2 separate regions of the Mus musculus genome follow, and region 2 is linked to region 1. A link is a loop called in an ENCODE intact Hi-C map of the cell type or tissue named here. Cell type or tissue: heart. All regions are shown on one strand. Each heading gives the region's core, and the rest is flanking DNA. Links, peaks and the distances in the headings are about the cores only.

Region 1 (2,916 bases), core at 180-2,679:
GGTGCTGTTAACCCCTTGGGTTTGCTGGGTTTGTTGCTGCATAGTAGTATTGCTCATGAAGTAAGGCACTAGTCCCCACAGTAGCAGTATGCAGGAGATCTAGCACTCTTTAATTTGGAGAACCACACTAGGGAAGACTTGGCCCAGCCTAGGCAGAGAAATTGATGGAGAGGAGGAGTGGGAAGGTGGGAATCTAGAAAGTGAGAGTGGGGAAATGTAGAAGCAAGAAGTGGAAGGGATGCAGGTTAGAACATGATGGGAGGGAGGATTAGAGGATGCAAATCAAGGGATGAGGGTTTGGGGATGAAAAAGTGGGTGCTGGTGTAACAAGGTCAGGAGGGTGGGAGGACAGGAACACAGGGATGGGAGGATGCATGATGGACCATGCAGGACATGCATTATCCCATGTCCTTAATCCCTTCCTTTTCTGATGTCCCACTCTAAGGAGATCAATACTTCAGCCATTACTGTGGCCCAGGGTAAGGTGGGAAGATACAGGACAGAGGGGGAGTAAAGGCTCAGTCTAAGTTCAGGCTAGATGCTTTGAAGGAATCTTTAGAAGTCTGTCCCTGGGCACCACACAACTAACTATTTGATGGATGGCACATTACCCAGAGAAAGCCAAAGGGCCACAAGACTGTAGGGGACAGACTGACACAGAGGCCCTGATGAAAGGACAAAAGGAATATCAGTTCAGTGTCCTTGTCCAGGAGTGGACTTATCAAGGCCAGTCTGACATGAAATCCTGTGCCTCAGAGGAGTCAAGATTATAATATCTGGGGACCCACTCTTCCCCTTGGGCTGTGATTATCAATCTTACAGCAACTGTGTTGAGGTTTCCTGTGTTTTCCACACTAAATTTGTCTAACATAACTCTATGGGTAACTTGGCTTTCCCACACCAACCCCTGTAAATAGAACAGATAATATATATATATATAATATATATCTTTCCTGGTCCTCCCTCTGAATAACTCATCATTCAGGACACTAATTCCTGCAGATTCAGGGCAGACAGGAAGGTGCAGGGTAGGCTATGACAGGCACAATTACATGGACCAGTCAGGTGAATCCAGCAGTCTATCACCCATCAGAGCTGGCCTACAGACTCTCCAAGCAGAGGCTGGGTCCTGGTTTCAAGGACAAGGTTCCCATGTCTGCCACATACTCCTTAGTGAGGTGAGGCCAGACTTTATCTTCCCACAACTAAGTCATTTGTTGGAGTCTGGGTCCCAGTACTTACCCCACTCTTCCACTGGAGTGTGTGTCCTTGAAAAAGATTCTTCACAAGGAAACTGGTCTCCAAAAGTGAAAGAGACTCTGGCCCACTTTCAGTAAGTTGGGCATCAGAGAGCCTGCACAGATGCACTTCCTCTAAACACTGGGAGTGAAAGTTCAACATTACTCAGCTTGTTTCCTGTTAAGTCTCAGCAGATGTCTAGGCTGGAGGAGTCAGGGTGAGAGCTTCTTCTGGGTTTGCAGAAAGCCCTGCCTGCCTGACCACAGGACTCATGTCTGAGCTCAGTTCCCTCTTCCATTAGTGTGGGACCTGAAGTTTGCCAACAGGTCCCAGGTCAGCAGTAGCTTCTGGATTTCCCTCCAAGTTTGTGCTCTGGATATCTTTGTTTCCTCTCCTTCCCTGTCGTCTGCCCAGCCACAGGGTGTTCATTTCAGCAAATGCCTCTTATACAAGGAACCCTGTCTTTTTTTTTTTTTTTTTTTTACTATTGAAGTCTCCTAAATGTCACATTCAGGTGTTGATTCTCACCAACACTGTATTCTTTCTCTGTAGATGTGTGGTGCGTGTGCATGTTCATGTGCAAGTGGACTCACATGTGTGCACATGTGTGTGACCTGAAAGCTTAGGGGTATGGCTCTTCTAGCTAACCTGGAACATTTCCTGTTTAGTGTTTCTGAAATGTGAGACTACAAGCCTGTAACCATGCCAAGCAGGAATTTGAGAGGAGGCTGGGGATCAGAGCACATGTCCTCAAGCTTGCCTAGCAAGCACTTTATCCACCAAGCCATCTCCCCAGCCCTGACACCATCTTACAAACATCTGTTATCTGACTCCTCATTGTAGCCAAGGAACGTGCTGGTCCAGCTAGGCTCCTGGATCTCTCCCCAGCATCCTAACTCTCCCTGCTGGTACTTTTGTCTATTCTCAGTCTTGAAGCCAGAGTCACACATCTAACAGTGAATTAGTTTACATATCTTCACCATGTACATCTTCCAACCCTTCCTGTCTTGTTCTAAGTGACAAGCAGGTTCCTTCCTATTTTCAGAGGGCTCTCCATGACCTGCTCATTCCTGCCCTGCTCACATTCTGGTGATAAATCCTACTTCAAGCTTCTCACTTCCTCTGCCATGGGTTTGCTGCTCTACTTTCCTATTCCTTGAGCAGGAACGTGCTCACCTCAGGACCATTGCACTGGCTTCACTGTTATCTTTGAAGGACTTCCACATGCCAGAAGCTTGTTATCTGCTTTCTGCCACCCTTCCAGAGTTAGCCTCCTTTATTCTCCTGCTGACTCATGATATCACCAACATCACAAAATGGTTTCTTTCTATCATATTGCCCTGCAAGGAGAATGGGAGCTCTTGGCCCATAGCACTTGGCATGTTGTGATGATTTTTAAGGGCCTGTATGCCCAAGGTAGTGCCTGACCCACAATATCAGCACAAGATATGCTCACAGTCTCTGAGAGGCTGTTATTTTTAATATTAACCTTTATTTATCTATTGTGTGCTTGTGTGTGTATTGCACATATGCATGTGTGTACTTGTGTGCTTTATGTGTGTTGTGTAGGCTCATGTTGTGGTGCACATGTACAAATTATAAGACAACCTTCAGAACTCAGTTCAGAACCATGTGATTGAAACATAACAGCAGGCATGTTGCAGATGCCTGCTGTGT
Region 2 (2,916 bases), core at 261-2,760, 58 kb after region 1:
CAGGCCTGGATAGCCTGCAACTCCCACATGCAGTGCCAGCTCTCCTGTGCTGTGAAGGCCAGCTGCAGGATCATCTCTCCCAAGAGATGCAGCAGATGAGGGGCAAGACCAGCTCTCCTGCTCTCATGGCCCCAAGGCCAGCTCTCTTGCTGGTTATATGGGTAAGTGGAGGAGTGGAAATCTCTCCTTCCCGCAAGCTGATGCAAGGCAGAGAAGTTCAGAGCCACCTCATGTGCTCAGGGACAGCTGCCCTGTGCTCTCATCATGAGTGGCAGCTGTATCATGTTCCCCAGGGAAGGTGCTGGCCCTTCTCTCAAATGCTGGAGCAGGCCCATCACTACAGCTCCCATGAACACAGGGCCTGGTTTGCTGCCTGCTTCAGGAGGTGAAGGAATAGTTGGACAGGGGAGGGGAGTGTCTCTCCCTCATCCATGCCACCCTGGGGGAGACAGTGGCAGGGCCAACTTTTCTATACTCTCCTGAGTACTCCAGCTTGCTAGGGGCAGATTCAGCTCTCTGGCTGAAATGGACCCTGGGGCCTGTTCTCCCACAATGCCCAGGAGAAGGGTGGGGCCAGTTCTTCACAGCCTTCAAAAATTAATATGTTCCTGGACAGCAGCCCAGACCAGGGATTTCTGCCTGGCCTTTGATGGAAATTCATCCCTGTTGCTGAAGGACCATGGATCCAGATGTGGCCTCAGAAGCAACACAGGCCAGGACCCCACCATGGTCCCAGGTGGCATCACTGGCTACTCACATTGAGCTGTTCCTCACTATCCTCAGTCTTCATTTCCCCCTTTCCTCATTGTACCCACACTTTTCTACTTTTCTTTCTCTTCCATTTCTCTACTACTTACTTGCACCTCTTAGTGGCATGAGAGATTTGAGCATCTGGTGTGGTCTCTGGGGTGGTCTCAGGAGTGTGATGTCTATGCTTTAAGGCTCTGGACAGGGATCCTCTCAGGCATGGTCTGCTACCATGGCTCACCTGCATAGTGCAGCCTGGTGGCCATCTCAGGCTAGTTCCATGTCCAGGCCCTTGGTGGCTGTCTTGGTCTCACTCTTGCACCTGCCTGGGCTAGCTCCCCACCTGGGCCAGCTTCCCCTCTGTGAGTACACAGGTCTGTTGGTTGCCTTGGCCTTGCTTTGTTCTGATTGTGTCAGGCCACTAATCATTCAGAGAAGTCCATAGGTCAGAACACTGTGCCTGAACATAGACTCTGTCCTCTCTGCCACCTACTGATGCACACATGACACAGCAGCCATACATGCAACACCTCTAGGGGCAGGTATTGTGTTAATCTTTTCCTGGGACACCATGATTGATACAGAATGGCAATGCTCAGTGTGTGTGGTGCCTTTCCTGAGCAGGTGCTCCTGGGTCCTGTAAGAAAGCAGGCTGAGCAAGCCCTGGAGAGAAAGCCAGTGAGAAGCACTGCTCCATGGCCTCTGCTGCAGTGTGTTGCCCTTGGTTCCTGCCCTGTCTCCTCAGGACAGTAAGTTGTACACTAAAGTGAATGTGTTCCTCCCCAAGCAGCCTGTGTGCAGTCCTGGTGTTCATCTCAGCAACAGGAAGCAAATGAAGATATATTCCATGTTGAAACAAGTTTCCTTCCAAGTTGAATATTTCATCTCAGACAAAATTGCTATACACCAATGAGCGACTGGCTGACCCATCTTGTAAGAGACTTGAGAGGTTTGTTCTTTTGTTTTTTCTGTTCTTTATTTTACTTTATCAATATTTTCTTGTGCAATATATTTTAATCTTTCAGACCAACACAACTCCTAGAAAAAAGTAATGCAAAAATTATCTTTCCCTATATACACTTGGCAGCATTTATTTATTTATTGTATTATGAATAGCCACCTGGCTGTTCTGAGACACTGTGGTGGTTTGAGTAAGAATGGCCTCCATAAGCTCATACATTGAATGTTTGTCCCTAGTTGGTGCATCTGTTTAGAAAGGAATAGGAGCAGTCTCCTTGTTGGAGATGTGCATCATTGGGGGCAAGCTTTGAGAGTTTAAAAGACTGCACAGTCCCCAATATCTCTGTCTCTACCTTATGGTTGTGGGTCAGAATGTGAGCTCGCAGCTACAGTCCCAGCACCATGCTTGCCTGTCTGCTGCCATGCTCCTAGAGATGATGGTCATAGAATTGAACAACGAGCCCCAAATTACAGCCTTTGATTTCATATGGTCCCATTTGTCTGTTACCTCATTTCCCTGATGACTGGCGTTCTCTTCAGAAAGGCCTCCCCATGGTGCTCCATGAAATAGTCACCACCTTCCCTCAGGCAGTTTCAGGTTCAGGTCTGTGGTAATGTCTTTGGTGCATTTGGAGCTGAGTGCTCTGTAGGGTGAGAGGTCAGTCTTCCTCATGTCTGGTTAGTTCAGCACCATGTGGTAACAAGGTTTCTTTTGGTGATTGGATAGTTTTCTGGCCAATGAGTGCCAGTTTACTGCTTACTGCTTGTCACAAACTGAGGAACTGAAAATGTTATGAAAACAAACAGGAACTATAAAGCTAAACTTCATTAACAGAATACAAGAGATACAAGACTCTCAGGCATTGAAGATACCATAGTAGAAATGGATAAATTTGTCAAAGAAAATGTTAAATCCAAAAAAATCCTTGACACAAAACATCCAGGGAATATGGGACACCATGAAAACACCAAACTTAACAAACCAACCAACCAACAAACAATAAAACAGGGAAGACAAGAATACTAGCTCAGTCAAAGTCCCTGAAAATATTTTTCAATGAAATCATAAAAGAAAAATTTTCTAACCTGAAGAAGACTTATATAAAGATATAAGAAACATACAGAACACCAAATAAAGTCCCTTTGGCACATGCCTTAGTTAGGGTTTCATTATTGTGAAGAGACACCATGACCAAGGCAACTTTCATA

The links. Peaks named below come from ENCODE experiments on the same cell type or tissue, not always from the same donor. Only the 100,000 strongest peaks of a DNase experiment are listed, where the experiment ranks them.
Region 2: it touches region 1 in a loop (9-fold over the local background); 18 of 42 quality-filtered maps call a loop at or near these places.

What each region holds. Positions count from the first base shown.
Region 1 is chr11:71,229,456-71,232,371 of GRCm38, forward strand. It overlaps a transcript of Nlrp1b not described here. Among named protein-coding and RNA genes, the nearest start is that of Gm23266, 3.0 kb to the right of the region's middle. In heart, for the core only: no CTCF peak of the experiment used is centred there; a DNase peak (open chromatin) is centred at 1,436.
Region 2 is chr11:71,287,269-71,290,184 of GRCm38, forward strand. Gm23311 (a small nucleolar RNA gene) reads right to left here and starts at 1,290; the gene lies at 1,157-1,290. In heart, for the core only: no CTCF peak of the experiment used is centred there; no DNase peak of the experiment used is centred there.